Linked DNA regions of Homo sapiens: region 2 is linked to region 1. Evidence: chromatin loops called from intact Hi-C (ENCODE). Cell type or tissue: GM12878. All regions are shown on one strand. Links, peaks and the distances in the headings refer to the core of each region. The heading gives the core; the rest is flanking DNA.

Region 1 (16,620 bases), core at 5,409-13,408:
AAAAATGAGGGATCCTTCCTTAAAAATATTAGGAGAACATACAATGAATTGTCAAGCATGGAATTAGGCATAGATGTTGGGGACTGAGTGAAAGATAACAGGAAAAGTGGAAGGCCTTAGAAAATGGTATCAAAGAGTGGGGAAAAAGTCGGAAAGTGGCCTGACACAAGTGATGACACTAAATGACACCATCTACATTTGTTGAATATAAATATTGTAGTTAAAAAAATATATATTTTTATATTTAATACTCACCTCAAACCTATGAAGTAAGTACTATTATTAGTCCCATTTTACAGATGAGAAAATTGAGGCTTAAGGAGGCATAAAATAAGGTCAAACTCATATAGCTAGTAAAATTTAGGTCTATTTTAGACCCTGAGTCACTTGTCATAACTTTGTTATTTATTTATTTTTTTAAAAATCACAAGCAAGGTGAGAATCATGGTTACCAAGTTCTTTAGAGAAAGCTCAGGAAGAGGCTGGGCACAGTGGCTCATGGCTGTAATCCCAGCATTTTAGAAGGCCAAGGCGGGTGGATCACTTGAGGTCAGGAGTTCAGGACCAGCCTGGCCAACATGGCGAAACGCCATCTCTACTAAAAATACAAAAATTGGCTGGGCGTGGTGGCACCCGCCTGTAATCCCAGCTACTTGGGAGGCTGAGGCAGGAGAATCACTTGAACCCAGGAGGCGGAGGTTGCAGTGAGCCTAGATTCTGTCACTGCACTCCAGCCTGGGCAACAGAGCAAGACTCCATCTCAAAAAATAAAAATAAATAAATAAATAAAAGTTCAGGAAAGATGCTAAGGTACTCCCTAACACAGCAGAGGCGCTTCAGGTCCCACTGACTCTCCCAGCCTATTCACTGTCTTCCTGCCTGGCTTTGTCCTGGGTGATGTATTCCCTGGGGACTGTAACCAATTCCAAGAAACCAAGAGAAGAATGCCTTTATTTTTTACATTAATTTGATTCATTATACAGGCAGTGGTCTCTACAAGGATGTCTGACCTAGAGTGGAGATGGGGTGACTGAGGATGGAAATCTAGTCTGAACTCCACTCTCCAATTTGGCAGGTACAGAGGTGGCAGTGGGCTGCTTCTACCCTGGCATGGGTCTGCATCAGCCCAGGACTCAATCCAGAGGAAGGGGTGCCTATTTTTTTTTTTTTATCAAGATACCACATGGGCTGGTGGTAGCTCTGGGTGGTCAATGGGAAGGAGGTGGTCAGAAGGAGTGACCTATTGGTCACCTATGTACCTATGTCCTAGCAAGCCATGTAGCAGAGTGGGATGAGGGTGGTAAAGGATACAGAGACTATATCTCATAATCCATGGCATTTACTCTCCTCCTGTCTTGATCCCAATTATAACCATCTGTCCCGTCTCTCCCTCCAGAAGACCTGTGTCTTACTCAGCTTTGTGTTCCTTACATCTCTGTAGCACACAGTAAGTCCTCATGCAATAAACATATGTTGAGTGAATAAGTGAATGAGCAAGCTTGTCATGTCTGACTGTTATCTGCTGCCTGTGGGAAAAAAATGTATAAGAAATGCAATTTTTTGTTTTAATTCATACTTAGTTTACTCTTTTTTTAAAAGCATTTTGAAAATTTTTTTGAGGCTAAATTGTGTGGCATTCAAAAAAAATGTGGAAACAAAGCCTTGCAAACAGTCTGGATGCATGCCAACATCAAGAGCCATTACCTAATGATTTTAAAGCATCTGATTGAGTTGATTGGGTTACGATTGGAATCCACCCCCTTTTCTTGTAGACGGATACACGTGGGTACACATGTGTAATTACTGTCACAGAGTGACATGTACATTCATGAACAGAATGTGTTAGGCAGAAATGTTTCACTAGCATCCTGAAGAAACAAAGGAAAATCACTAAATGCAAGAAAATAATTGCTTTATCAATTTTTGATCAGCAGTCTCAACTTCCAAAAAAGCATGAACTATATTATATTCCCACTATTATACATTGTATCTTAAGAACAGCTCCAAATCAAATTAAGCATCCCCTGAATTGAGATAGAAAGACAGCAGTTACAATCAATGGTGATGAGTATGGAAAAAGGGTTTTGTTTTTCTTTAAACAGTAGAATAAGAGGCTTTTTAGAGATAACCTAAAGGACAAAGTGTTGAGATAAATAACAAACTTCTCTTTTGACCTATTTTTGATGCATGATTTGGACGGATCTATCCCATCCTAAGAAATATTAGAGAAAAAATATGAAATGATGCCACACAATGTCCATGTGGTAAGCATCAAACACAATAATCATTACCTTAAAAAATCCAACCCACATATATAAATCTTCACAAAAATAGATTCAGCAAGTTTTGAAAAACATTTACTCCATTACTATCCACTGCAAATAATTTTTTTCAATGAATTGAAATACATTTAAATTTTTTGAATGCAACACAACTTCATTATAGCAAAGCTTGTTGTTGTCCAGATTCAAACATAAACAAGAAAAATCATGTCTTCTAAAATTGTTATCATTGAAACATAGCAGCAGAACTCATTTTTTCTTTCCTACTCAGCTCCCCTGCGAAGGGGTTTTATAAGGAACCCAGAGCCAAGACAAAGGAATCAGGAGGAATTCTAGCACAATGGGAAGCCCCTGAAGGGTTTAAGCAGAAGACAATAAAAGACTCCGAGAAGTGGCAGCAGGGAGTGGAGGAAAAAAAGCCTGGAATTTACCCTGCTTTCTGCTCTGCACATGGAATGCCCCCTCCATGTGTCCATTGTCATCCAAGGTGTTTTGACAGGTCTAGAGTGGGGTAAAAGAATGGTATTTATTCAGGCCTAATATTGAGGCTTGGGGCTGGGCTGTATATCAGAGGGCATGCATAGACAAAGCTGAACAAAGGGGCACACCTACTGGGCACCTGCTGGGCACTTCTCTAAAAGTGGCACTGAGACATCATTAGGATGAATTAGAACTAGGGCACCAGTTAACCCGGGCCTGCATGCTAGTGAAAGGAAAATTGCGCCTCTCCCTCAACCCTGCTCCAGACAACTGAATGGTGACTTCAAGAACAAATATTCAGGCTGGGTGCGGTGGCTCACACCTGTAATCCCAACACTTTTGGAGGCTGAGGTGAGTGGATCACCTGAGGTCAGGAGTTCGAGACTAGCCTGGCCAACATGGTGAAACCCTGTTTCTACTAAAGATACAAAAATTAGCTGGGCGTGGTGGTGGGTGCCAGTAATCTCAGCTAGGAGGCTGAGGCAGGAGAATCGCTTGAGCCTGGGAGGCAGAGGTTGTTGAGATGGTGCCATTGCACTTCAGCCTGGACGACAAGAGCATAACTCTGTCTCAAAAAAAAAAAAAAAAAAAAAAGAACAAATATTCAAAGGATATTAATTAGAAGGGGAGTGACATTGTAGACCAGACCATGCTCCATCATATAAAAGCTGTATTGTTGGCAAAGTTGTTGAGCATCTCATGGCCTCATTTTCCTCGTCTGTAAACTAGTGCCTTGTCACACAAATCTGTTATGAGGATTACATGAGTGCCTAGGCAGATGACAACTGTTATGTAGCAAATCTGTAGTGAGAAATGAACCCAGAATATGCAGCACAAAATGCCTCCTTAACTCCATAGTCAGGTTAGAAAAAGAGAAGAGAAGGAAAGAGGAGAGAGAGAACCTGTCATCATAGAGAGATCCCTACCCCCAACCCCCTCTGCTGGCTACCAAGGTAAGGTAGACCTGCCCACAAGGCTGGAAGTTTCGGAAAGGTAAAGAAAGTCTAAACACATGCACATACAAACACTATTACTTAACATTTTAGTAATATTAAGTCATATAACATTTGGTGCCCAGGGTAAACTTCCATTTGATTAGAGGTTCCGGTTAGGTTAGTATCATCTCAAAATTTACCTAATTTAGTCTTCTCATCAACCTCTCAAAGTAGTGTCTGCATATTTGGATATCATTAACCTGTAGTCAAAACCAGGAGATGTTGTGGTTCATACATATTTTGTACACATAAAGATTCGACTTCAATTTCTGCAGAATAAGGTCATAGCACACTTAGTATTTAATGTATTTAAAGACATGTATGCAAAGAGAAAACATGACAGCATTTACCTCATGCCCCTTAGCATGAAAGCATACAACACTAATGATAACTTTATTATCCTATTTTTGAATATCACCAGCAACCTGAGAAATTATTTACGTTCAGATACAAACAGGTCAAATATAAATGGCCACAATAGGAGCCAACTATTAATACATAATTATAAAATATTAAGTCCCTTCTGAAGAAGCAAAAAATGGCATTTGCGGCTGGGCACGGTGGCTCACGCCTGTAATCCCAGCACTTTGGGAGGCCGAGGTGGGTGGATCACCTGAGGTCAGGAGTTCAAGACCAGCCTGACCAACATGGTGAAACCCCATCTCTACTAAAAATACAAAATTTAGCTGGGTGTGGTGGCGGGCACCTGTAATCCCAGCTACTCGGAAGGCTGAGGCGTGAAAATTGCTTGAACCCGGGAGGTGGAGGTTGTGGTAGGCCGAGATCCTGCCACTGCACTCCAGCCTGGGTGACACAGCGAGACTCCATCTCCAAAAAAAAAAAAAAAGGCATTAACTTTGCATATTATTATTTACCAAAAATGCAGATACATAATGCTTAACAGTATAAAAAACAATTATATTTATATCAGTCGTCATCACCCTTTAGATTCGCCATCTACAGGAGAACTAAGAAAATGCTGGTTCTTCCCTGTATGAATGATAATCTAGCAAAACAAAAAAATAGAGCATTCTCATAGTTGTATTAAAGTTATTGGGTGATACTCCTATTATTTGGTGATAAAAATTAAATACCTTTTATGGCTAGAGTGAATATTCCCACCAATGTTACCAATCTGATACACAAAAATAAATAGTAGGGTTTAAGTAATAAGGGAAAGATCAACTTTTCCTTAAGATACCATTTAATGTACATAATTATTAAAACCTATAATTTTCAAATCAATGAAATTGAGGAAAACTAGAAATTTTGGATAGTTTTTTAGCGCATGCTACTTAAATTTTACGTTTTTTTCCTTCTAGGTGCTAAAATTTTTTCTTTCTAGGTATGACCATGTTTATAGTTACCTATTAGCAAAGGTTGAAGGGCTGGGAATCAGGAAACTCATGATTCTGCTTTTTATTTTGATCCCGATCCTATAACCTTGGACATGTTATTTATCTACTAAAAGAAGAACACTATTTCCCATCCCCAAACTGCCTCATCTCTTAGGGCAAGCCAATCTTTGGTTTTCTATACCACTGGGAGGAACCATTGCATAGGAAAAGCAGAACACTGGGTAATAAATTATTCTGTGTAACTCTTTGGCAAACATTATTTAATTTTTTGGCAACAGATTCACCTTCTTGGTTATGTTCTAATAAAGCTCATGTCAAGAGTATCCATGAAAACACACACTGTCTACTGGCAGGAGAAGCTGACATAGGACCAAAAAATAATTGGGGATTAGAAAGCGATAAATCAATATAAAAACGATCAAGCTGTCTACTGTGAAATTAATGAAGTAGTATCAAAGTGCTTTGTTCAGCTTAGAGGAAAAGCAATAGAAACTATATAACTAGACAATTCTTGTAAACCAGGAATAAACAATAGTCACACGCCAGGTTATTACAACTGAGATTAAGGACAGTGGTCTAAGGAATTAAGGATATGTTACAGCATCACTTCATTTGGAACTACCACTTTAAAAAGAAGTGTATACCTCACTGAGCATCACAGATTTCACCTTCAAAGACTTCAAAATGACCATCTGTTCATGGAGCTGTCTGGTACAGACCCCAGGTTTCTGCCTTTTAGAAGATGGTGGTCTAAGCCCGACAACAGTGGAGCAGAAAAACCCATACATCACCTTTCCTCCCACAGACGATGTTTAACCGTACAGTAGTAGAAAATGTGACTCTGAAGGAGCAAGTATATTTTAGAGGACAGAGAAAGTCTTACAAGGCGTGTTTTTAGAAAGGGTGGGAAATCACCACCCTCCTTTGACCAGACAGGCAGGGCTTTGTGTAGGAGGGTGGGGCTGTCAGAAACTGTCTGAATGATGGAAGGCAGCAGCTTAGCAGGCTAGTGGGAAGAGCGACTCCAACTGCACGGCTCAGCTTAGGAGGCAGAAGTGAGGTCAAGAGTAATGATCTTTGCAGACCGTCCACAGGGGTGAGATCACTCTGAGAAGCCCAAGGAAACAGAAGTGGAGGGTCATGATTCTGACCCTCAGTGTTAGCTGTGGAGAAACTCAAGCTCATGGTCAGATAAACCCTGCTCCACCCAGTAATGGCCTCAGTGATCCACTTATGTGTTTGACCTATTTCTTTCTCATTTATAAGGTACACATGATTCTGCCCTTTACATAAGGTTGTTTCATGATCTTAAAGGAGATTATGTAGATGAAAGGGCTTTGTATTCCCAGGATGCTAATGTTAGATTCTCAGGGCTCCCATCAGTGTAAGAATCAGACAAATAAGAGGGTGAGTGGTCCCTGCTCAGCCCATCGCCCTTAAAGACACATGCTGGCACCTTCCCTCATTGTAATAGCCTGCTGGACTTTTAGTTTTGGGTTTAGGGACATGCCAGGGGTGTCCTGCTGTTTAAGTGGCCATTCATCAACTCCAGGAATGTGCTGGTGGTTTGCCTGAGTCTTATCCAAATGCCACTCTGGCCTTTGGATAAATACAGGATGGGTGGCAACTGTGGTCAAATTACTACTCCACCCTACCACAAGCCTTATTTTCCACCTTCTTTGCTCCTCAAGGGAGTTTCCCCTTTTTCTTATCCTTTAAAATTATTTTTAAATATTTATTTGTCTATGAATTCTTATATCCTTACCTTGGTATATGATTTTCCCATATATAATTTATATTTTGTGTTCATTACAACAAGGGGTAGCAGAAGCATAAGGGAAGGGACATGGACATGGGCCTTCACCAGACTTCTGGATGAAAGATGAGATGACTAGACAATTCCAATAGTGAGAAATGTATTAGGAAAAAGGCTGAATACAGAATAAGCACAGCAATATGCTCTCCTTTGGCTTTATATCTACACTTCCAGAGGAGGAAACTGAAATTTATCAGGGTAGGTCCCGCAGCAGAGTAATGACAGTAACAGTAACAGTGATTACTACTGGTCCTGTGATAACAACAAGATTGGAACTCCGATCTGGTGCTAAGCCAGTGATGTCCAACAGAAATGCAATGCGAACCACACACGCAGTGTTCAATTTTTAAGTAGCTACATTAAAATAACCAACAAGCAGGTGAAATTAATTTTAATAATCTGTTTTGTTTAACCCAATATGCCAAAAATCATTTCAATAATTAATGAATATAAAAAATATTAGTGAGACATTTAATATTTTTTGTACCAAATAGTTGGAATCCAGTGGGTATTTGACAGCACATCTGCATTTGGACTAGCCACATCCATCTTGCAGCCATTGTACACAATATTGTACACAATAGCTACAAGTGGCTAATGGCTCCCTTATTGGACAGTGTAGTCTAGCATGTTCCTAAGTATTTTTGTGCCATGAGCCCTTTTGGCAGTCTGGCGAAGCCCATGAGTTCCTTCTCAGAATAATGTGTTTACATGAATAAAATGTGGAAGACACAGGGTGACAAAGAAAGCAATTATTTTGAAACATAGTTATTCAACTATTTAAAAAAACACAAAATTGTGGTATCGTATATACCTGCTTCTTCAAATGGTGCTTTAAATAACATTATCCAGAGGCGTAATAATTATAAGAAATTTTAAATAAAAGAATGATCATAAATAATATTTCAATATGCCTAAAGCAACTGTAGTGATGATGAAAATATCTGTGACTTCAACTGATAGCAAATTAACTTTGAGTTGTGGAGTTAATTTGGTGGGTCAAACCAAGACACTTTCCTAATGACATAGAATAGGAGGGAATACATTAGAGGGCATCATTCACAGTCAGGTTGAGTACTGTTTCATGAAACCTCTGTTATATTTGTATGTATACATACACACGGTTAAATACTGGGTTGCAATGTAAAATGTACTTTATATTGCGAGTCATGGTTTTAAAAAGTTTGAAATCTTCATACTCTGCTAGTGAGAATGCAAAACGGTTTAACTACTATGGAAAGAATCTGATGGTTCCTCAAAGAGTTAAACATAGAATTAGCATACGACCCTGTAATTTCACTGTGTACACATGCCCCAAAGAAATGAAAACAAGTTATCAAACAAGTATATGTACATGCATGTTCATAGCAGCACTATGCGTAATAGCTCAAAGTCTTCAATGTCTATCAATGGATCAATGAATAAACGAAAGGTGGCATATATATGTAATGGAATATTATTAATCCGTAAAAAGGAATGAAGTTTGGGAACATGCTACAACATGGATGAACCCCCAAAATGTTATGCTAATTGAAGAAGGCTGGATACAAAAAGGTCACATATGGTATGATTCTATTTATAAGAAATATCCAGAATAGGTAAATCCATAGAGACAGAATGCAGATCAGCTGTTGCCAGGGGCTACGGGGAGTGAAGAACTGGGAGAATCTGCTTAATGGTGAAGGGGTTTTTACTTTGGAGTGATGGAAATGTGCTGGAACTAGATAGAAGTGGTGGTTGTGTAACACCACGAATGTACAAAATGTCACAGAAGAGTCACCTTAAAATGGTTAATTATATGTTGTTTCACTGCAATAAATTATTCTTATTTTTTAAGTTTGAACGCCTTTGTTCTAGAGGGTCTTTCCATTTGTAGTGTACTCATTTGTGGTGCTGCTACATCCCCACCTAGTGGTAGAGGCACCTTCTGTCTGGACTCCAGGACTCAAGATGCCTGACTGCTAGGAGACCACTTTCATATCACAGCGTGAGTTCAAGATCTGAGGTAACACCTAGGCCCATGCCTAACTGGGATGAATATTTCGTGTCTAGACATTGACAATGATAACCGTCAGTCACCCTGAGCTTCAGGCAGGAAACAAGGACAGTTTTAGTCCTGGCCCTGATATATTTCTCAAGTTATGGAATCTTTCTGGGATTGACTTATCTGTCTATGAAATCAAAACAATACTCCCTACCACAAGGTTATGGTAAAGGTTAATATAAGGTAGCATAAGAAATGCATCCAATACCAGTAGATGCTCATAAAATGTTAGTTCTGTTCCTCATCCTTCCTGATTTCTAAAGATACTTGGTATGAACTTAGGAACCTCCAACAATATGCATCCAAGGGGGCTCCCCCAACTTCTGACTGTCACTGGAAGAAAGAAAAAGACTCTGGGTGTCCAGAAAAAAAGTGGCAGGGACCTGGAGTGATTATGAAAAGGAGAAGACAGAGTACAAGCAGAGAACCCAGGACAGAAACTCAATATGATACAAAGTCAAGCGACAAAACAGCAGCAGGGACCTGGTGAGCACCAGGTATATAGAGGGGAGGGAAGAGAGAGGTAAAGGGTCCAGCAGACATTCTCGTTATTGCCACGAATGCTACCTGAAAGTGACAGAGACAGACAGACAGACACAGACACACACACACACACACACACACACACACACACACACAGAGAGAGAGAGAGAGAGAATACCAAGAAATACAGAGAGAGAGAGAAAGAGAGAATACCAAGAAATACATAAGGCAAAAATATTTGGATATTTTTGCAAGTGGGCTTGCATGAAAGATTCCAACTTTACAACATGTTCCATAAAATGAAATGGAAGGCTCTAAACTGTGAGACGTGGTTGCAAAAAAAAAAAACCAGAAAAGACGGACACCAAATCATGAGTTTTTCAAATGATGAAGCCAAAGGGAATAAGCAACTCAAAGGGTAAACATGGGAGGAAACAAATCACGAAACTAATTTGAAATCAAATAGCGTAAAATTACCAGAGCAGAAAGCACTTGCTCCCACGTCAGAATATTCAGGATTTGTAGGAAATTCTATAACGTGGTACAATTTGACTTTGGAAAAACACGGGAACAAAATCAAAACAACATTCTTACACCCTTCTAAGAACACTGGCAGGGTCAACGGGGAGGTGGTGAGTGGAAAACCCCACAGGCAGGTCAGGGAAGCAGACCTCCCCACCAGGCCTTCCTGGGCCCAGCAAGCATCCCTCACTGCAACAGTCATTTCTGCCCTGTGCACTCCACAGCCTTCCTGCTTCCCTCCTCCCATCTCGTTCTCAGGGACGACCCTGCCTCCTACATGGCACCGGATAGGAAGTCCCATTTTTCTGCCATCAAATCCACAAAGCCACCTTTGTCCCCTCTCCTGACCCTGTTTCTGCCTCCTGCCCAAGATTGTCACTCCTATGGGTCTCTGGCATCTTAACCTTTCCCTTTCTATAAAATCTTTCTTGCCTTTATGAAAACATAGCCAATACCTCTTGTCTTACAAGCAAACAGAAACAAAACAAAAACCCTTATCTTATCCCACATTTCCTTCCAATTCTGATATGGTTTGGATTTGTGTCCCCAGCAAATCTCACGTTGAATTGTAATCCCCGTTGTTGAAGGTGGAGCCTGGTGGGAGGTGATTGGATCATGGGGTAGATATCTCATGAAAGGCTTAGCATCATCTCTCTTGGTACTGTCCTCATGATGGTGAGTTCTCATGAGATCTGGTGGTTTAAAAGTGTGCAACACCTACCCCCTCACTCTCTCTTGCTCCTGCCATGTTAAGGTGCCTGCTCCCCTTTTCCTTCTGGCATGATTGGAAGCTTCCTGAGAGGTCCCCAAAAGCAGAAGCCACTATGCTTCCTGTATAGCCCACAGAACCATGAGTCAAACTTCTTTTCTCTATAAATTACCCAGTCTCAGATATTTCTTTACAGCAATGAGAGAATAGACTAATACAAATTCCTAGCCTACCTTCCTGACTTCCCAATCATCGCTTAATGTCTCAACACAGCTGCCTTTATACGCAGCCTTCAGTTCCTCTTTCCACTCCTCTTCCCCCTTCAGCCCACTTCAGGCTGACTCCTTGGCCACACTTCCACTAAGGTGACCAACAGCTTCCACTTAGCCAGTGGGCTCTTCTCAGCCCTTAACTGAAACGGCATCTCCGTAGCGTTTGATATAGCTCCACACCCTTCTTCTTGCAACTCTCTTTTTCTTGCTTCCGTGACCTTACACTTTCCTGGTTTTCCAGGTGTGGCATTGTTGGTTCCTGCCTAACTCTTCAGTCTCATCTTGCACCTTCCCTGCTACCCAGGACTCCTGCACCTCAGGGCTCAGCATTGCTGTTCCACCTGCCTAGAGGCCCTCCTCTCTTCCCTTGGCTAAATTCTATTTGCCCTTCATCCATCTAAGTATTGCTTCCTCAGAGAAGCTTTCCCTTAACTCCGTGGTCTAAATCTGGAGCCACAGTTGACATTTCTTATTGACACAAATACTTTATCACAAATTATGCATTTATTGTGCAGCTAGTTTTCAATATGCTTTCTCCCTGTTTGGACTATCAATTTCACTAGGTACATTCTATGTTTATTTTGGTCACCATCTTACTCCTATGTTCTAGGACACAAGGGGGACACAATAAACACAGCACATGTTATGCGGGGCAGGGCATTCCTTGCTGCTCTTGTTCACTCAGGTTGGGAGAAATCAGCTTGACAGATTCAGCGGCAACCAGCAGCAGACAGCTCTTTCCTCATGTTTAGTTATTTCGCTTTTACTTCGCACAGCCAAGTTTCTTAGAAACTTCTCTGTCTCTCCCTCCTAATCCCCTTCATTCCAACTTACTGCCATTCCAGCACATTGGGAATGAGTGTGTCATAACTACCAATGCCTAAGCCCTATGGAACTTTCCAGTCCTCACCCTACTTGGCCTCTTGACAGCATTTGGCATTACTGGTCAAGTCTTCTTTTTTGAGACGTTCACTTTACTTGGCTACTGTGACATATGTCTCCTCTGTCCTCCTACCTCTGTGACTATTTGGTCTCTTTGCATTAGGGGCTCCTTCTCTATCCCTTCCTGCAATGGCAAGAATAACTCAGAACTCCATATTCAGCCCCTTTCCTTCTTATATATAAATATTGCCTAGGATGAATCATCTGAACCCACAGCTTCACCTATTGTCTGACGTTTCCCAAATTACTTTTACACCTCAGACCTCTCCATGGAAGTTCACATCCATATGTTACCTCTTCACATCTTACTGTCCACCTCAATCCGGATACTCCTCAGGTACCTGAAATTCAACATGGCTTCATCTGAGCTAACCACTTTCCTTCCCCAGTTCTTACTTTCTCCTTTATTGCCTGAATGACATCATCATTTTCTAAGTCACTCAAGTTAGAAATTCAAGACTTTTCTTCCTTCTCATCTCCCAGATTCAAAGACTCAGCAAGCCCTGTTGAATCTACCTCTTAAAAATTGCTTGTATCTGTTTTCTCATCCTCTTTCCTACCATCATTCTATTACTTAAGGTATTTGTAATACTTCACTTGGATCAATGCAATAGCCTTCCTATTGGCTCAGTCCTCATGACTCCTGCCAGATTGTTACAACATTTCTCAATCCCTTTTGAGATAAAGCCCAACCCTTGGTTGCCATACAAGACCCCTTTCCACCTCTCTAACTTCATGCAACCCTGTGCTTCAGCTATAGGGAACTGTCTGCAAGTCTGCCAAAACACCAGGCTGTGAACTACTGTTAGGTCCTGCACTATACATTCTGCTTTTCCTTCCTCTTAATTCCAGCTCTAACCCTTACCCATTCTTCTGAGAAGCTCTGACTGACTTCCCCAGGCAAAGTGAAATACCCTTGCTTTGGGCCACAGTAGTACTTGTTACCTGATCTTGTGTTTGTAGTTTACTTCTCTGTCTCCCCACTAAACTGTAAGCCCCTTGATGGAAGTGGAAGGCTGAGTCTCTCATTTCTGAATTACCAGCCTCTAGCATAGTGCCTGGTACATAACAGATTATAAAACATGCTAGCTGAATAAATAAAGTTAAGTATAAACATGAGGTTTATTTTTGTGGGTGAGCTCAGAAGCATTGGGTATGACAGCATCCCTTTCAATATATTAAATATATAAAATACAATATTCTTTTGGTATGTATCTGCCAAGTGATTTTTTGTAGAAATCTACAGAAAGAGTGAAACAATTCTTTCATACAAACCAAAGGCTAGCAATCACATGACAGTATGGAATATTGTGTTTTTATTAAAATATCTAATCTAAGAGATATAAATTCTAGAGATTAATTTTGAAATCTTCTGTTACTAACCACAAAATTTCCTTAAATGCCGTATGTTCAACCCGTAGAAAACAACAAGGCAGACGCAGGATGTATCCATGAATCTTACAATGCCCTCCAAACACTTGTCAATGGTGAGGCTTAATTTTACTGGAACATGCTTACCTAGCTGATCATTCATGAAAGAACAGCTGCAGCCAAGAAAGACTTTATGTCTTACTCTGAGGTTTTCTTTTCCAAAAAGGAGCTAGCTATCTCATTAACACACCTTCACATCATGCAAAGGTCCACAATGTCTTTGAATTTCCCACATGGAGAAACTGTGGCATTTAAATTTGATGGTTATGGTCAAGGAATGAGTTCAGACATTGTTCTTGTTTTTGCAAACTTTCTTCTGAGGACCAACTGAGGTTATATCAGAGGCATTTCTTCAGAGAGTCTAGCCATGAAGCAGTTACAGTTTTATTCATTTGCTCTGGGTGGTGGTTCTTCTTAAACCCTGAGTCTACTATGTTATCTGCTGTGGTAACCAGCAGGCTGGTGGACAGGCACAGCCCCGCTGGGATATTGGAACCATTGGAACCACACAGACAGCACAGGCTGAGCCATGCCCACCCTGCACAACATCGCCTGCACACTCTGCTCCTGATAGGGCCACCACTTAGGGCCTGATACATGTAAACACTTGGAAGCATGAGAAGTGTTCGCTTTGTAACAGAAAAAAAATCCCGATATTTCTCAGGATGCATAATGCCCAGAAATAGGCCAAGAAGAGCTCAGGGCAAGCCAACTATGTCTAAAAACTGAACTGGCCTCAGGAGGTAAACTCACCCCAGGTTTTGCTTATTAAATCATTCACAACTAATGGGATAGCTCCTGCAGAAGTTAGATGTAGGTGTGAGGGAAGTCAGTAAAGAATTTGAGTTCTTATCCAAATTTCAAACTACTCTGACCCTTACCCAACTCCTATGCTTTACTTGGAGGATGAAAATAATAGCACTTGTAGGACTGATTGCTAATAACAGGCTGCATAATAGATTACAAAGGGGTTTTGTATCAGCTAAACTACTAACTCTCACAGGCTCACATTGAAGCACAAAAAGGTATGTCTCAACTTCTCTCCCATTTCATTAAACAAACGTGTGTGTGTATAGGTATGTATATATATCATTCACACACACACACACACACACACACACACACACACACACACACACACATCCTGGGGTTAACTCCTTAGCCAATCAAGAATGCAACCTTAGCAGTATAAAAAACACCCTTTTCCCATGTATTTTTAGTTAACAACCACAACAAAATAGGGCAAGTCTAGCAAAGAGCCATCTGGTTCTTTGTTACACTTTCTGAAAGGCAGCAGTGTAGAATAAGCGCCAGCCCCACACCAGCCACAGCGGCCTCCTTGCTTTTCCTTGAGAAGACCCAGCCCAGGGCCTTTGCATTTGCTCTTCCTTCTGCCCAAACTTCCTCTCTCCAGGTATCCATATGGTTTGCTCTTTCTCTTTCTTCAGGCTCTGCCTATCAATAAGATGTTCCCTGACCACCCAATATAAGGCGAAATTTCCTTCCCCTGTCACTGTGACTTTCTTCTGTTTCTATATTTTATTCAAAGCATATTTCACTCTCTGAATAATACATATTTACATGGTCTTAGTCTCCCGCCCTCCCCCACCAGAATATAAGATCTGCGAGGGAAGGAGCTGTGTCTATTTTATTCACAGCTGTAATTTTAGCACCCAGAACAATGCCTAGCATGTGATAGGTGTTTAAGGAATATTCAATAAATAAATAAATAAATAAATAAATAAATAAATTTTGTTGCGATTTAACTTATTCTGTGTTATACAAAAATGTGTCAAATTAGCAAGTAAATTAACGTCAAATAATGTCTACATTAGCAAATGCTTACAACAGTACCGCTCTGCTGATGAACCTTGACAAGCTATGGTCCATGCTAAATTAAAGGTCAAGTTTGACTGCCTCTGAAAACATTTCATTTTCTCCACTGCTCTGGATGGGTAACCCTGTGATGACCAAGGGTGATGTGCCTGCTGGATGATTCCAATCCCCAGTTCTCTAAATTTGATTAAACTCTCCCTACTCCAACTAAAAAGAGAATCAGCTCAGTGGACTGGCAGCTGAGAGATCTGGAGTGCCTCTTACCCAAACACTGCGTTCGATGGCCAAACACAAACGTGGGAACTGTCTATGTGGGAGACCAGTAGAGCCAGGGCAGCAAGTACAGAATTGGCCATTAAAGCCAAGGATGCCCAAGGTAAGGAGAAAGAGGGCATCACAGAACTGGCCTGGGTAGGTTCTGGCCTTGGACTCACACTTTCCAGGTGATTGGAGTGGGCCTACATGGGCAGGTTAGATCCATGTGAAAGGAGCTGATGAACATCACCTTGGATCCTCGGCCCTGCAAAACGTAGGCATTCTGGTTTGTAAGTGACGTTCTTTCTGGTTAGATTGAGAACAACTTCTATTTCCCCACATTATGAGTGAAATACTTTAAATGAATTTGACCTTTTAAAAATCATCAGGCAGACAACTTGAAAGGCCTTTTGTGATCAATGTGGTACAGCCAGAGGAACATTTAAGACTCAGCTGGTGAAATAGAAAACTTAGCAGTGGGCAGCATTAATCTTGTTAATATTTCCAATAAGAGTCTCACTTTATATATGCTGGCTAGATCTTTATCTATGTGTAGCTAATGGATATTACTGTTAGCTCTAGGACAACAATGGTACTGTTCTGTCCCGTTAGGTATTTTTATTGATGACTGGGATAAAGCCAGAGGTGTCATATTTATCACATTTAGGAATAAAGTGAAGGATGAGGGCACTAAAAATAACAAATAACAGCCAGGATCTCTTCTATAAATGGTTGGGGTAGGGTGGAATAATAGGCCAGATATATTAAAAATAATGTTTTATTTCAGGGTAAATGCCAAAATGCATACCCCACCAAAAAAAAAAAACTATCAAGAGTAGGATGTCTCTTCTACTATTTATCTGTTCATTCACTTTATAGTACATCTTACAATTTGTAATTATATATTTGTTTGCTCATTTGTTCACTGACAGCCTTCACTAATGTATGTTAAGTTCCAAGAGACAGGGACAATGTCTACTTGGTTCCCTGCTGTATCCCCAGTGTGACTAGATAAAAGAATAAATTATGCAAAGGATAGGAGAAGACAAGCCTAAAAAAACAAGCTGTGTAGAGACTTGGGATTTCTCATAGACTGCAAGCTCAACATCAGTCAACCATGCTGGGACTATCAAAGGTAAACTAGATGTCTAGAACATGGGATGGGACCATCTTGCCTGGTTATATTCATGGAATT
Region 2 (16,620 bases), core at 3,045-11,044, 190 kb after region 1:
ATAGATGGGCCACAGGTGGTTATCAACTCCCTAAACATTTATATTCGAAGTTTTATATGGGTTTGTTCATTTTCCTAGTAAGAGTTTTGGTTCTCATTGAAATCCAAAAGAGATTACTAACCCACATTTTAAAAACCACTTTCATAAATTATGAGCTCCTCGCAAAAGGGAGCACATCTTACTCCCCCTTTCAATATGAGGATAAATGAATGAATAAATGTTTCTCTTTTTTAGAAGATACAAAGTAAGAAGAATGATTTGAAAAGATATAAATTTTTCCTTCTTTTTCTATTACTGTTTTATATGATTTTCCTGGAAATTCGAGTTTGTGGAACAACTGTGAGTTTATTTGCCATGAAAATACAGAACCAGCTGTAGAGAATATGAGAAGTGATGGGCGTGGGGGGTACTGAAAATAATATATAGTATGTATGTGGGCAAATGGAAATCTTGCAGGCAAGCCAAGGACAAGAATTTCTGCCATCTTTTCACCTTTAAGAAACTTCAATTGATTGTCTTGGTCCACTAAATCTATAGCAACTTCTTTACTTCTTCCAAATGATGTCATTCTAATGATGGAATAAAACTAGAGGTGCTGCAACATTAATGATTAATTCAATAAAATGCAAAGCTGTCTCAGGACAGGCTTGGGGTCAGGGTGAAGTGTTTCAGATTTGAATCATCTTAGCTAGCTTTGCAGATTCAGTTATTTCCAGCTAGCACTTTTCTGCTTTCATTAGATTAAAAGACATGTGACTGCCGAAAGAACCATGTATATGCTATATCCTAAAACGCAACTGCAGCATTTCCAGCTCTAGGTAGGTTCCTGAAGCTTTGTGTTCTGCACCCACGGCCTTCAACATGATTCAGAGCTGGGACTCATTGAATTTCAAGAGCTGTAATAAATTAATCCTCAGGAACATTAAAAATAGATAGACCAAACTCTGGAGCTCTGCTGAGAAAAATTACATGTATACTTGTTGGCTAGGCAGCCTAGAGGGCTCATGAGGGAATTGGCCAGAAGGGAAAGGCCTGTGGAGGCGAAAATCAGTGCAGCATTGTCCCTATATGAGCGCACAGTGTAAAAACCGCTAACAGCATGTTTCTATCTTAACAATTTATTGATCTGAAATCAGGTTAACTCAACAGCCTTATTTATTTATTTATTTATTTATTTATTTATTTATTTATTTAGAGATGGAGTCTCACTCTGTCGCCCAGACTGGAGTGCAGTGGCACAATCTCGGTTCACTGCAAGCTCTGCCTCCCAGGTTCATGCCATTCTCCTGCCTCAGCCTCCTGAGTAGCTGGGACTACAGGCGCTCACCACCACGCCTGGCTAATTTTTTGTATTTTTTAGTAGAGATGTGGTTTCACCGTGTTAGCCAGGATGGTCTTGATCTCCTGACCTTGTGATCCACCCGCCTCGGCCTCCCAAAATGCTGGGATTACAGGTGTGAGCCACCGTGGCTGGCCAACAGCATTATTTTTATTTTTATTTTTTTGAGTTGGAATTTTGCTCTTGTCGCCCAGGCTGGAGTGCAGTGGCACAGTCTCAGCTCACTGCAACCTCTGCCTCCTCAGTTCAAGCCATTCTCCAGCCTCAGTCTCCTGAGTAGCTGGGATTACAGGTGCCCACCACCACGCCCGGCTAATTTTTGTATTTTTAGTTAGATACGGGGTTTTGCCACGTTGGCCAGGCTGGTCTCAAACTCCTGACATCAGGTGATTTGCCCACCTCGGCCTCCCAAAGTGCTGGGATTACAGGCGTGAACCACCGCGCCTGGCCTCAATAGTCATTTTGAAGGCAGATGGATAAAATGCAGCTTGAGGGGTATAGACAGCCAAGAAGAGGGAGCATTCCCGTCTTGGTTGGGATTTAGTGGTTGAAAGTTTGTAGTTAAGTGTGTCCAGGTCTTCTTAGCATCATTGGGCTGAATTGTCCTTGGCTTCTCTCTTGCACACAGCCCCTCCTTTGCTACCCAGTGGACCAATGGTGGTCTGGCAGTGGCTTGACAGTGCTTGGAAAGTTACTCTAAGGAAGTAGCTCCCTATGCTTCAGGTTTGCACACAGATATGAGACCTTGTACATTCCTTGTGATATATTTATGTATTTCATTTTTTTTTCTGTGGACTATGTATTTCTAAATGATGTATTTCTGTAATTGCCTTTTCTAATCAACACCTACCAAGTTCTATAGTAAGAGGCTCTAAGTATTTTATAGTTAAAGCTTCTGATTTGAGATCATGAAAAAATGCCTACTAAAACCACAATAGGTCAGGCACAGTGGCTAGCACCTGTAATCCCAGAGCCTTGGGCCAGGAGTTTGAGACAAGCCTTGGCAACATAGTGAGACCCCGTCTCTACCAAAAAAAAAAAAAAAAATTAGCCAGGCATGGTGGCACACACCTGTAGTCCCAGCTACTTGGGAGGTGCAGGAGGAAAGATTGCTTGAGCCCAGGTGTTTGAGGCTGCAGTGAACTATGATTGCACCACTACACTTCAACCTGAGCCACAAAGTGGAGCCTTGTTTCTAAAAACAAAACAGGCCAGGCATGTTGGCTCACGCCTATAATCCTAGCACTTTGTGAGGCCAAGGCAGGCAGATCACTTGAGGTCAGGAGTTTGAAACCAGTGTGGCCAACATGGCGAAACCCTGTCTCTACTAGAAATACAAAAGTCAGGGGGATGTGGTGGTGCGTGCCTGTAATTCCAGCTACTCGGGAGGCTGAGACATGAGAATTGCTTGAACCTGGAGGGCGGAGTTTGCAGTGAGTTGAGATGGAGCCTCTGTACTCCAGCCTGTGCCACCTGGGTGACAGAGCAAGACTGCATCTCAAAAAAATAAATAAAAATAAAATAAAATAAATACTAAACTAAAGCACAACAAATTATAAATAATTTTCAAGAATATGCCTAAAATATTAAATTATAAGTTCTGAAGTGCCAGAGAATCAACAAAATTTATCATTTCAATGAAATTTGGAAATGATAAACATTTAAGTATTATAAATAAATAAAAATAAAATTCTCAATACTTCTTCCCTCAGAAGAAAGCTGGGTTTAGATTTGACTGTAGACTAAAGATGAAACTGTAATGAGTGGTGAATCAACCATAGCCTGATATGTCATGGACCAGATTAATGTGTCAATTCATTTAATCATAATCTACTTATATATCAGAGCATGAATTCAAAATCTTAAAGTAATGTATAATTACAGAATAAATTATTTTTTCAAAAAATAATTTTCCTAAAAATAAACGTGAAAAACCTTATCTAAAGCAAAATATATTTATAGCTGTTCATTTAGGATGTATTCTAAAATTCCTAGGGACTTTAAAACAACAACAAAAATTTTTTTTTCTAGACGGAGTCTTGCTGTCACCCAGGCTGGAGTGCAGTGGCGTGATCTCGGCTCACTGCAACCTCCACCTCCCTGGTTCAAGCAATTCTCCTGCCTCAGCCTCCCGAGTAGCTGGGATTACAGGCGCCCGCCACCGCACCCAGCTAATTTTTGTATTTTTAGTAGAGGTGGAGTTTCGCCGTCTTGGCCAGGCTGGTCTCGAATTCCTGACCTTGTGATCCGTCCGCCTCAGCCCCCCAAAATGCTGGGATTACAGGCGTGAGCCACCGCGCCCAGTCAACAAAAAATTTTTATATTTATTTTTTGCTTTATTATTTAGCAATTGTTCTTCATAGATTTAATCTGTACAATATTAAGTCATCATTCTGTTTCTGCAAACATACCTTAGCAAAATGAGCTAAGTATTATATAATTAGGGAACAACAATATTGAACTCATTCATAATAGTTCTTTTTCCTGTATTTCTTCAGAAACATTAAGATAAAAGAAACTTGGAGTTCATTTTTACTATAATAATTTCTTTGTTAGTCAGTATTTCTGGTAGACTTATATTGCTAAGACATCGAGTTCTAGCTATAGAAGATGAAGGCTAAGCTACTCAAGTTTAATATTCTTTCATCATATAGTTCTTCCTCTAAATTGGTTAAATCTAAGTATTATTCCTATGCAATCAAATAATGCAGACAGAATTGAAAATATAATTTTGATTTTGAAAGAGTATGCCTTTGATTTTTCTAGAAAATGAGATATGCATATCTCTAGGATGAATAATGTCCAAGTATGCATTTAAAATTCTTTTAGATATTGATTTTTAAATCATATTTCAGAAACCATGATAGTTATGCTTACAAACACAATCACAGACATCTCTGTAGAATTCAGTAATAGCTTTTGGACCAGAGAAATAATGTACTTCATTTTAAAACCAATTTAACATCAGCTATCTACGCACTCATACATTTGGATTTTCAATGTTTGATTAATAGAAAAATACATGGAAATAGTCTTACGTGACATTCTAGGAAATTAAACTTTTCTAAGTCATTTATTAGAAAAGAGAGACCAAATCATTAATCTGGTTTAATTTTATAGTAGTCATTAGGAGCTACTTACACAGTTGAATTTTCCTTAAAAATGTTGTTTCTTAATTGAAAAAATACTCAGATGCTAAGTCTAAAAGATTATTAAAAACCATACAACTTATTCTCTGCTTTGTAAAAATTGCGTCATTAGTCAAGACTTTTAAAAAACTTGAATTATTTCTTTCTTGCAATTGATGATTATTAATTTTGAGAAACCGATACTGAGCAAAAGCGAATAGCATGCCTATCTTGCAAAAACTGAAGCTATTGTTTTTATTTTCCTAAGGCTTGCATTTTAACGTTCTTTTCTTTATACATTAATAACTCAATGAACAAGCCCTTTAGGAATGAAGTTTCATTATAACTCATTTGACTGATTTCAGACATATACATGTACATTAATCATGTGAAGCAGAGGTCCATGCATATGCTAATAGGAGATAAAAATATCTCTTTCAGCCGTGTTCACATATTACATCTACATGAGGGGCAGGCATAAAGATCATTCTGGAATATATGAAAATTGGTTAAATATGTCTCCCCAATCCCCATCCTTTCATTTTCTTCTCTATTCATTTCGCTGAATGGAGTGAATGACTTTTTGCTTTTAATCATTTTGGATAGTTAGGACTTTTGGGGAACATCAGAATGATATGGGCCTTATATTTTCCAATTTATAAGAACAAAAAGAGAAGGAGGAAGGGGATTCTTGCCTATATTGATTTTTATGCTGCAGGAGCCCTGGGAGCTCTCAGTGTGCACATGCCAACACACCCAGTAAATGAGCTGGTAAGCCTGTGTTGCTTGTAGTAGTATTTGAACTTCTCAGTGGTGCTTTCCCACTTAACCTTTATAGCGTCTCCGTATGTCCCGCCTCACTTCCTGGAGCCTTTCTCTGCCATTCTTCACCCTGTCTGAATGCGAGCTGTGCTTCTCACAGGAGACTGCTGCCTAATGTCACTGCCAGTCAGCTTCCAAACACCACAGGCAATATCACTCTTTTCACACAGCTTCTACCTCGGAAAATACAAAACTGAGGGAGTTTAAAAGCTGCACAATTTTTTTTTTCAATGTGAAAGTTAAGATACTGTAAGTGTCTTTGAGTACTTATACTTACTACTTATCTCTTGGGTGATACTTAGCACTTTAATGCATAATTTTTCTCCCACATAGGGCACTTCTCTTTTAATTTTCTCATTTTGGCAAGTTCATCTTTCAGAACTGCTAGATCACAGGAGATCATCATTGACAGACACTGAAATCCTCTTTGTTCTAAAGCCAAGTATACGACTAGACCAATGAGAATTAAGGAGACCTGAAAAGCTTTTGGTAAGATAGCATCAACATTCCCAGAACTTGGCAGGAAGGAAACTAGCAGGTGAAGACGTCCATTTCAAATGATTAGGGCTGGGGAGGGACCTCCTCAGGGTGAAAGTGGCCTTTCTAGCAGTTATCTCTGCTCCCACAACCAGCTGGAGTCTGGGCCCCCTCAATTGTCAAGTCCAAAATCTCCACCATTACACTGATGGAGAAATGGTTCCCACAGACTATTTGCCTTTAGAAGGTTATTATTAACATGCACATGTTATATATTATCTGAAAGCAGCCTGTCTCCACCCAGCTTCTTTCTGTAATACCAGTTGACCTCTGAATTAGCTAAATTAGCCTTTAAATACTAATAGCGGGAAAATCCATCAACTATAGGGGTGCAGTATGGGTGGGAAAGAAGTATACATCCTGGGTTGGGGGGTGAAGGCAAAATAATGATACTGGATCAAGCAGGACCAAGGTAGAATTTCAACCATAATAGGTCCATTGCCTGATGTTCATGGCAAGTCAGTACTCCAAGACACCAAGTTGCAGCGGAGAAAGAGGTTTAATCTTAGTTAGGGTCACTTAAAACCTCAAATCCATATCTCCATGAGGAGTTTAGGGCAAGGGTTTTTAAGGGTTTTGGGGTGGGCTGAAATTTGGAGATCATTGATTCATTGAGGAGTGCACGGTGATGTCATGGCACAGGGAGATGAAGAAACTGCATTATCATGTAGATTCAGTTCCTATGTGGAGGGTCACTGGAATTGGGGATTTGGAAAAAAACCTCTTAAGCAACTCCTAAACGAAAGCCTTATGATTCTAACGTCAGAGATCCTATCTATAAGAACAATGGGCATACAAATTAATTTTTAAACAGATTCTAACGTCAGAAATCCTATCCATCAGAAAAATAGGAATGCAAATGATCAGTATCTAGTGCTACCTGACTTTCAATTACAAGGAAGTGGGCCAAAGTGCAGCTTGATCAGTGGTTAATTATAGGTCTTTCCAGAATTTTTGTTAATCCTGTGAGGATGGCTTCAGGATAAGGAATTTTGGAGGCCAAGAACTTCAAGGGGAGAAAACCTTAAAAAAATTGCAAGATCCTAAGGGAAAAAGAGAACAGAGATGAACAGAGAGGGAAAGAGAAGAGCTGCTTGTTTCTGGACCCAAAGAATTGTTGAAGGGCAACTGAAATTTAATTGTGATTTTTGATTAATAATGTATTTTTTAATTCTTTTTTTTTTTTGCCCTCAGAAAATCAGGCAGAAAAGAATGTGTTTTTATTTTATTTTTATTTTTTTCAGATGGAGCCTCGCTCTGTCGCCCAGGCTGGAGTGCAGTGGCACAATGTCGGTTCACTGCAAGCTCCGCCTCCCAGGTTCACGCCATTCTCCTGCCTCAGCCTCCCGAGTAGCTGGGACTACAGGTGCCTGCCACCACGCCTGGCTAATTTTTTGTATTTTTAGTAGAGATGGGGTTTCACCGTGTTAGCCAGGATGGTTTCAATCTCCTGACCTCATGATCTGCCTGCCTCGGCCTCCCAAAGTGCTGGGATTACAGGCGTGAGCCACCGCACCTGGCCAAGAATGTGTTTTTTAAAGTAAATTTAAATGAGGAGCTCAAAGGTCTCTGAAGGTTGCTGTAGGTGTAGAGGCTCTTATTATATCTCTTAATTTTTCTCTCATAGAAATTTACTAGTAAGTGAATTATTACACTAGTCTGAGACTATTTCTCTTCCAGAAAAAGAGGAAGACAAAGATAAATAGGTCTTTTTGATTTTTGACAACTCCTTATGAACCTTTAGGACTCACATTCTCAGCCAAATATGAGACTAACCCAGAGAAGTATTTTGCTAGAGTGATCTGAATGGTTTAATGCTGAGAAGAATGGATTTAAGAAACAGGCAAAGAAACAACAACAACAACAAAATACAAAACAAACTCTAGAATCTACTGACTAATAATAAAATATCTAATGTCTTGCACTCTATAGAGTGCTTTCCCCAGACACATATTATCTCATCTGAAGTCCTCATGACAACAGCTCTGTGAGATAGATGGGGAGGAATTGTTCTTGTCTTACAGATATTTGAGGTTCATAAACAATAAGATGCTTGTTCAAGACCACACTGCCTCTCTGTGGCTGATCTGAGACTTGAACTAGATCTTTCAATGCCCAGTGTAAGATTTATATTCCACTTCTGCCCAAAGCCCTGGCAAACTTACATTTTCTTTATGGTACGTCATAGGAATCTTCAGAAAGCAGACTCAGAGACAGAATTTAGTGTTCAGGGAGTATTGTGGAGTGCCCTTGGGATCAACACTTGTGGAAGGGAGAGGGCAGGAGCTGAGCAGGCAGAGGGAGAAGTGAGCTGGAATACAGGAGCAGCAGCCTAGGCCAACGCCATGGAGAGATCTGGAGTGGAGATGACCCATCAGAGCTGCCATGCACTGGACTGCACTGGGCCAAAATGGCTGGGCCCACTTCATCACTGAAAGCCAGCTGCCCCTTTAGGAGGGCAGCTGGGACTAGTACTTCATTGAAGGGCCATGCGGTGGGTGGCACATCTCTGTAGCCACCACAAAGAACAAAGAGGAGGTAAGGTTGTGACTCATTCTGCTTAGCTTCCAAAAAAAAAAAAAGAAAGAGTCTGTAGTCATTTTAAGGTCAGTTAGAAGCTTCTGAGAATGCTTGCTGATAATGGCTATGTAAAAACAGAAAACTAGTTTACATTCTGCAGATCTCACCATTGTAGTCTCAGCATTGCTTATCTACATTCCAAAAGAAAAGAGGCTAAGCCTCTTTCTGAACAGGTGTTAAAGAAGAGTCAGAATAGAAGGCATTATGCTCAACATAAGCATAAGGCATACCAAGAGCATAAGGCCTGATTCCATCATCTGTGTCCCTAGAGCAGTACTTCTCAGTCCTAATGGGCCTGTACATCAGCTGGGGATCTTGTGAAAATGCAGGCTCTGCTTTGATGGGTCTGGGGGTTGGGCCCAAGATCCTGCATTTGTATCAATTTGATGCTCTTAGTCCTCTGGCCACATTTTGAATAGCAAGGCCACCCAGTTTCCTCATTCTAACTTGGTCTTCTTTGACCCAGTATCTTTATTTTGCCTCTACTCCACAAACCAGGGTGAGAAATTTATTCTCTCAAAGTTGTGGAGGCTAGAAATCCAAAATTATGTTGTTGGCAGAGCTATGCTCTTTCTGAAAGCCTTTAGGGGAGGATCCTTTTTTGTTTATTCCCCTTTCGGGTAGTTCCAGGCATTTCCTAACTGGTGGCAGTATCACTCCAGTCCCTGCCTCCATCTTCCTAAATATTTGGGAAGTGCTAATCAAGATTTCTAAAAATGGCCTATACCTTCTGACTCTTGATCCTTTTATTATGCTCTTTGCACTGTGTTTTGCTCCCTTTAGTGAGCCTGTCTCTTTCACCCCAAACTTCTCCAGAGCAGGTGTTACAGGAAAGGGGTCCCAATCCAGACCTCAAGGGAACATTCTTGGATCTCCTGCAAGAAAGAATTCAGGGCTAGTCCATAGAGTAAAGTTTATTCAGAAAGTAAATGAATAAAAGAATGGCTAGTCCATAGACAGAGCAGCGCTGAGGACTGCTGGTTGCCCATTTTTATGTTTATTTCTTGATGATATGCTAAACAAGAGATGGATTATTCATGCCTTCCCTTTTTAGACCATATAGGGGTAACTTCCTGACATTGGCATGGCATCTGTAAACTGTCATGGTGCTGATGGGAGTGTAGCAGTGAGGATGACCAGAGGTCCCTCTTGTCACCGTCTTGTTTTTGATGGGTTTTGCCCGGCTTCTTTACTGCAACTGTTTAAACAGCAAGGTTTTTATGACCTGTATCTTGTACTGACCTCCCATCTCATCCTGTGACCTAGAATGTCTTAACTGGCTATAGAGCCCTCTCCAGGATTGCTGTGGTTTGGTGAAAATGCAGACCTCTCTCTTCTGCTGTGTGTTCTTTGCTGGTAATTTAATGACACTCTGGTATTTTTGCTAGATAGAGATTGCTGATACTTTGGTTAGTGTTATAAATTTCCAATGTGCTTTAATTATAATACTTTTTATCAGTGATTTAGAACATAATCTTCACTCTTTTTCTTCGAATCTCCTCTCTTCTCTTAGTCCCTGAAGCAAATTCTGCCAAATAAAAGACTGCCGTTTGCTCAGCCACCTGGAAGTCCTTTCTAAGCCTAGACCAGAATTCTGCCCTCTGATGTGTCCCATTCTCGGAGCAGATTTTACTCCCTCATGTCAGTCACAGTCAAGGGTTTGACTTCACTTCCTATTAACCCTGTTTATAGCACCAGGAAGAAGGATATCAGACATACTCTTTCTTTTATGAAAGTCTAGTTTCACTGCAGATTACCCAAAAGTCCTCTATATGGTACATCACAAATTTGTAAAACAATCTTATCTGAATCTCAGTGTCTTTCTCTAGGCAGGGTTTTTATATTGTTGGATATGTTTTATTAACTGTTTATAATTTACACTTTCTAATGTGGTTTTGTGTACAATTAGATGGCAAGGAAGAGAATGATGGCTATGGGAAATTTATGGATACATCTATGCACATAAAGGCATCTTTCTCTATCCCGTGTAGCACGATCACAGCCATTTAAAACCCTTGAATCATTCTGGGTAACTAGATTGTGATTTTAAACAGCTCAGAAGTGACATTTTATGTATTAATACAACAAATAATTATTGAGTGTCTACTATGTGTTAGGGACTGTCCTAGACACTCATCTACCAGCCTTAAACTTTTAAATGATCTATTTTTCTAACACCTTCTACTTTTCCTTTTGCTTTATCCGTTCGATAGTACTCTGACGTGAATCTAACCTTTTCTTGGCACTGTGGGGCTGGAGACAACATGATGGGTTGAAAAGGCACTGTGTTGGAAGTCAAGAGAATTGGACTCTAGCTTCAGTTTTACTAAAAATTATTTGTGGGACCCTACATATTTCTTTTCAGGTTGTTTTATGTAAAAGTTCCTTGTAAACTGTAGAATGCCATAAACATTTAAAGCATCATCATTATGGACATTCATTTTAATACGGATAATAATACACATATTTCTTCAGTATCAACTAAAATATATGGAATTGTTTGCCCTTTGCTAAATGGACCAAGATTTCAGAGCTTTTAACATGTGTATATATGTGTTTATGAAGCAAGGTTGGGTAAATTGCGGATGAGGAGACTGGAAGAGACTCACCACTCTTGCAGATGTATTCTGGAGAGAGGTAGAGTGAATTTTCATACTGTTTTCCCTCTATTTTCAGAAAGACTTGTAGGGATAAGCTGTCTTTTAAAAAAATGTGATCATGCTAAAGGAAAGCCTGTAATTTTAAAGCTTTTCCTTTTGTTTCGTGCAGTTAAACAATAATGACCTTGAATAGAAGGCCCTTTGTTTAGCAAAGAATTCATATTTTGGATATGCAAGGTAGACCTAAAACTTAGTTTGAGGCAAGGGTGAAGAACAAAACTATTCTGCAGAAGGACTAACAGGATTTGGAGGTAGGAGACTGGCAGTCAGAGTAAGTAGAATGTGTGTATGTTTGTGTGTGGGTGTGCACCTGTGCCTAAGAGAAAAGCCCAGGAAGATGGAAACAATGTAGGCCTAAAATAGAGGTGGAAATGGCTGAACGAACTTTTAGAATATTTTATTTAAGTATTAAACTGTAATCCTTCATTAGCCTCAACTATCAGTACAAATCTACCATAAATGGTAGCTCTGTGTTCTTAATGATAATGGGGTTTGAGGAACAATGCACCCCTCCTCTAAGACTCCCTCTGCTATGCTGATGTGTTGGTGGAAGGAACATATTGAAAGAAGACTGAGGCAGTTAAGGCTGGCAGAAGCCCAGAGCCAGGGATCAAGAGAGAAAGAAAGATGCTCGCAGAACAGGAACTCATTTAGCCAATTGTAAATCCCCTGAAATTCCAAAGAAATACTGAAAAGACTTCGTACGTTATATGCTATATGTAAGGTGAGGGCTTGAGTCATCTACATTTTAATTTTAAAAGATGACATGATCACATAAAATATTATGAATTAATATAATCAATAACAATGTATGTACTGACAAAATTAAACCGATAAATCATATTTACATATGTCATATTTACACAAGGTCTTTTTGAAAAAAGGACATATTTACATTATGTCCTATTTACACAAGGTCTCTTTTTTAAAAGAACAATTGTTAAAGACACAAGATTTTAAAAATATTTTTTTTCTCCTCTACCAGAGGTAAGTCCTTTCTTGAAATAGGAGTATAGTCATGCACCACATAACAAAGATTTTGTCAATGACAGACCAGTATTTCACAGTGGTTCCATAGGATTATAATGCCATGTTTTAGCTGTATCTTTTCTATGTTTAGATATGTTTAGCTACACAAATACCATTGCATTACAATTGCCTACAATATGCAGTACAGTAATATTCTGTACAGGTTTGTAGCCTAGGAGCAATAGATTGTGCCATATATCCTAGATATGTAGTCGCCTATCCCATTGAAGTTTGTGGAAATAGACTCTGTGATATTTGCACACTGATGAAATTGCCTAACAACACATTTCTCTGAATGTATTCCAGGCTTTAAGTGATGCATGACTGTATATCATTACCATGTATTGGATATATACAGGATATATCATTTTGTGTATTTTAAATTTTTAAATAGATGATATATTTGTACACAATCCTTTGTAACTTTATTTTTAATCAATATTATGTCTTGACATTTATCTAATTTGATACATAAAATCATTTTAACTGTTCTATGATAATTGATTGAACAAACCATAGTTTATTAATCCATATTCCTACTACAGGACAGTTATTTCCACTTTTTTTTTTGAGACAGAGTCTTGCTCTGTTGCCAGGCTGGAGTGCAGTGGCATGATCTTGGCTTATTGCAATCTCTGCCTCCCAGTTCAAGCATTCTCCTGCCTCCGTCTCCTGAGTAGCTGGGACTGCATGCGTGCACCACCTCACCACTTTTGTGCTATTACAGTGTGGCATTCTATATATATATATATATATATATATATTTTTTTTTTTTTTTTTTTTTTTTTTTTGAGACAGAGTCCTGCCCTGTTGCCCAGGCTGGAGTGGAATGGCACTATCTCGCCTCACTGCAACCTCCACCTTCTGGGTTCAAGCGATTCTCCTGCCTCAGCCTCCTGAGTAGCTGGGATTACAGGTGTGTGCCACCATGCCTGGCTAATTTTTTGTATCTTTAGTAGAGAAGGGGTTTCACCATGTTGGCCAGGCTGGTCTTGAACTCCTGACCTCGTGATCCACCTGCCTCAGCCTCCCAAAGTGTTGGGATTACAGGTGTGAGCCACTGTGCCTGGCCACATTTAGTTTTTTAAAACCATCTGGAATTATTTTAATGTATCCCACAAAATCAGAATTTTATTTAATCTTTTTTTTCTATATGGATAATCCATTGACTCAGAACTACATATAAAGCAGCCCTTCATTTTCCCATTGATTTTTCCTCCAATATCCTAATGTGAAAAATATCAAACATACAGCAAAGTTAAAGTAATTTTCTGGTGAACTCTTGTATCTACACCACCTGGATTCTGTCATTAACATTTGCTATACTTGCTTTATCAAATATCTATTCATCAGTTCATCCTTCTATCCATTTACCAATTTTCCCTGTTTTTCATGCATTTAAAATTAAAATGCATGCATGATATACTTTCTCTTAAATATTATAGCATGCATATGTTAACTATAGTTCAATATTATTTACATTTTTAAATTTTCAGGTAAAATGTACAAGCAATAAAATGTAAAAATCTTAAGCGTATGTTTGCTGAGTTTCGGTAAAGGCATGCCCTTCTGTAGTTCAAACCTTTATCAAGATTAGAATGTTACCATCAACCTGGAAAGTTTCCTCATATACGTTCTCAGTCAATTCTCACATAATCTACTTAGAATTAATATTGCAGAATTTCATATGAAATGCAGAAATCTTGCCTAGGTTTATTAATTCTGCTGGGGTTTGCAAAGCTTCTTGAATCTGTCAATGTATGTCTTTCACAGACTTTGGGAAAATTTTGACCATTGTTTCTACAGAGGGCTTTTTCCCTTCATCTTCTCTCCCTCTGCTTCTAACACTCCAGTTACACATGTGTTAGCTCTTTTGATATTGACCTATAGGCTCCTGAGGCTCTTTTCATTCTTTTTTTCTACCTTTTCTTCATATTGAATAATTTCTATTGCTCTTTCTTCGAGTTTGCTGACTCTCCATGCTACTACAGTTTCATCCAGCACATTCTTTTTTCTTTCTTATTTCGGAGATTGTATGTTATAAGGGTGAAAAGTAGTCTTCCAGAAGGTATCTACATAAATCTCTAGAACATTTGAATGTTACCTTATTTTGGAAAAAAAACCCAGTCATTTCAGATGTAACTAAGTTAAAGATCTTGAGATGAAGAGATCACCCTGGATAATCTGGGTGGGCTTTTAATTCAATGATAAGCAATTTTGTAAGAGACACACAATGGCGATTTGCCAGACAGAAGAGGAGAAGGCATTGTGAGCACAGTGGCAAAGATTGTAGTGATGGAGCCGTAGACAAGAAATGCCAACAGTCATCAAAAGCTAGAAAACACAATGAAAGGACTCTCTTCTAGATCTCCAGAGGAAGTGTGGCCTTGCTGACACTTTGATTTCAGACTTCTGGCCTCCAAAACTATGAGATAATACATTCTATTGTTTTAAGCTAACCAGTTTGTGATAATTGTTACAGCAACCACAGGAAAGGAATACATTGTATTTTTTAGCTCTACAATGTCCACTTGGTTCTTTTCCTATAGTTTCTATTTCTCTGATAGGGTTCCCTATCTTTTCATTCATTACCAACATATTTTCTTTTATGTCAAGCATAGTTATAATAGCTTCTTTAAAATTATTGTCTGCTAATTCCAACATCTGAGTCACCTTAAGGCTGAGTTCTTTTGATTTGTATTTTCTCTTGAGAATGAGTCACACTTTTCTTGTTCTTTGCATGTAGAATAATTTGAGATTGTATTCTAAACATTGTGACTGTGATTTTATGGAGAGTCTGTATTCTGTTCTATTTTTCTGAAGATATTGAGTTTAAAAAATTAGACTCAATCTGCAAATGGTAGATTTTGTAGTACCTACTCAGCCATTACCTTTTCTACTGATTTTTAGGCTTTCTGTTATATACCAAGATCCTCTATGTAGATCTGTTTTTAGGTATGCTATTCTGACCCAATGGATTATTCATCAGTTCTTTCATCATTACCACATAGTTTTAGCATTTGCATAGTAGGTTTTTTTGTTTTGTTTTGTTTTTTTGAGACGGAGTCTTGCTCTGTCTCCCAGGCTGGAGTGCAGTGTCACGATCTCTGCTCACAGCAACCTACGCCTCCTGGGTTCAAGTGATTCTCCTGACTCAGCCTCCTGAGTAGCTGGGATTACAGGCACCCACCACCACACCTGGCTAATTTTTGTGTTTTTGTAGAGACCGGCTAATTTTTGTATTTTTACCACGTTGGCCAGACTGGTCTTGAACTCCTGACCTCAGGTGATCCCCTGCCTCAGCCTCCCAAAATGCTGGGATTACAGGCGTGAGCCACTGCAACCATTCTGCATAGTAGGTCTCAATGCCTAATGAAATGATTTCCCCTTGATATTTTTTCACAATTATATCTGCCATTCTTGACTTCTTGTTCTTCCATATAAGTGAGAGTCAGCTTTTGAAAATTCTATACAGTTTCCAGTTGGGATTTTGATTGGAATTACATCTTTTATTATTTTCAACACATTTCCATTTTTTTTTTTTTTTGTAGATTTGGGGTCTCACCATTTTTCCCAGGCTGGTCTCAAATTCCTAAACTCAAGAAATACTCTCATCTCACCCTCCCAAAGTGTTGGGATTATAGGTATGAGCCAGCACCCTTGGCTAAAGTTTCAATTTCTATCATAAGGTCTTGAATATCATTGCAATTTGTAATTTCTTCCTGGATATCTTATGATTTGTTGCTATTATAAATAGTTCTTTTATTAATCACATTTTCTAAAAGTTTGATTTGATTTTACTTATTGATTTTATGCCTAGCAAACATACTGAACTTTCTTTTTAATACTAATAGCTTATAGACTTTCTTAAATTTTTCTATTGAATCAATTGCATAGTCAATGAATACTGAGAGTCTTATTTCTTTCTTTTACTTATTTTTAAATCTTTATGTATTTTTTTCTGTTGCTTTTTGTATGGCCTGAGACATGCAGCACAACTTTGAATAGCAGGCCTTCTTGACTTATTCGTGACTTGTGAAGAAATGGTTGTAACACTTCCCATTAATTACATTGTCCTAAAAAATAACACTTTTATCATGTCAGGAAACTTTGCTTTCTTTAGAAAGAAAGTTTGTTACTTTATCTTTCTGTCTCTATTCTGTATGGTTTCCTCATGTCTACTTTAATAATGTTCTCTTCAGCTGTATATAATCTGCTTTGTAAAGTATCCATTGAATCATTACTTTTAATAAATATGTTTTTTATTCAAGAAGTTCTTTTTTTCCCAGCTTTATTGAGCTATGATTGACAAATAAAAAAATAAATATCTTTCAGGTTTATAACATAATGCTTTGTGCATATTTATTGTGAAATGATTACCACAGTCAAGCTAATTAATATATACAGTACCTCGCATAGTTTCCTTCAAGTCTGCTGTTTCTTTTTTATTTTCTGTCTGATCTATCCATTGTTGAAAATGAAGTATTGAAGTCTCTGCTATTATTATATTACTGTTTGTTTTTCC

Evidence for each region. Peaks named below come from ENCODE experiments on the same cell type or tissue, not always from the same donor. Only the 100,000 strongest peaks of a DNase experiment are listed, where the experiment ranks them.
Region 2: a loop joins it to region 1, with 2.3 times the contacts of the local background. A loop is called at or near these places in 4 of 110 quality-filtered maps.

What each region holds. Positions count from the first base shown.
Region 1 is chr13:32,012,030-32,028,649 of GRCh38, reverse strand. It overlaps FRY-AS1 (FRY antisense RNA 1), which reads left to right. Exons shown (of 4, transcript NR_103839.1): 2 at 984-1,075; 3 at 1,397-1,447; 4 at 2,554-4,604. Among named protein-coding and RNA genes, the nearest start is that of FRY-AS1, 11 kb to the left of the region's middle. RefSeq lists a silencer at 8,760-8,859. In GM12878, for the core only: a CTCF peak has its summit at 8,844 (motif pointing left); a DNase peak (open chromatin) is centred at 8,819.
Region 2 is chr13:31,816,616-31,833,235 of GRCh38, reverse strand. No RefSeq gene overlaps it. Among named protein-coding and RNA genes, the nearest start is that of RXFP2, 85 kb to the right of the region's middle. In GM12878, for the core only: a CTCF peak has its summit at 7,905; a DNase peak (open chromatin) is centred at 7,855.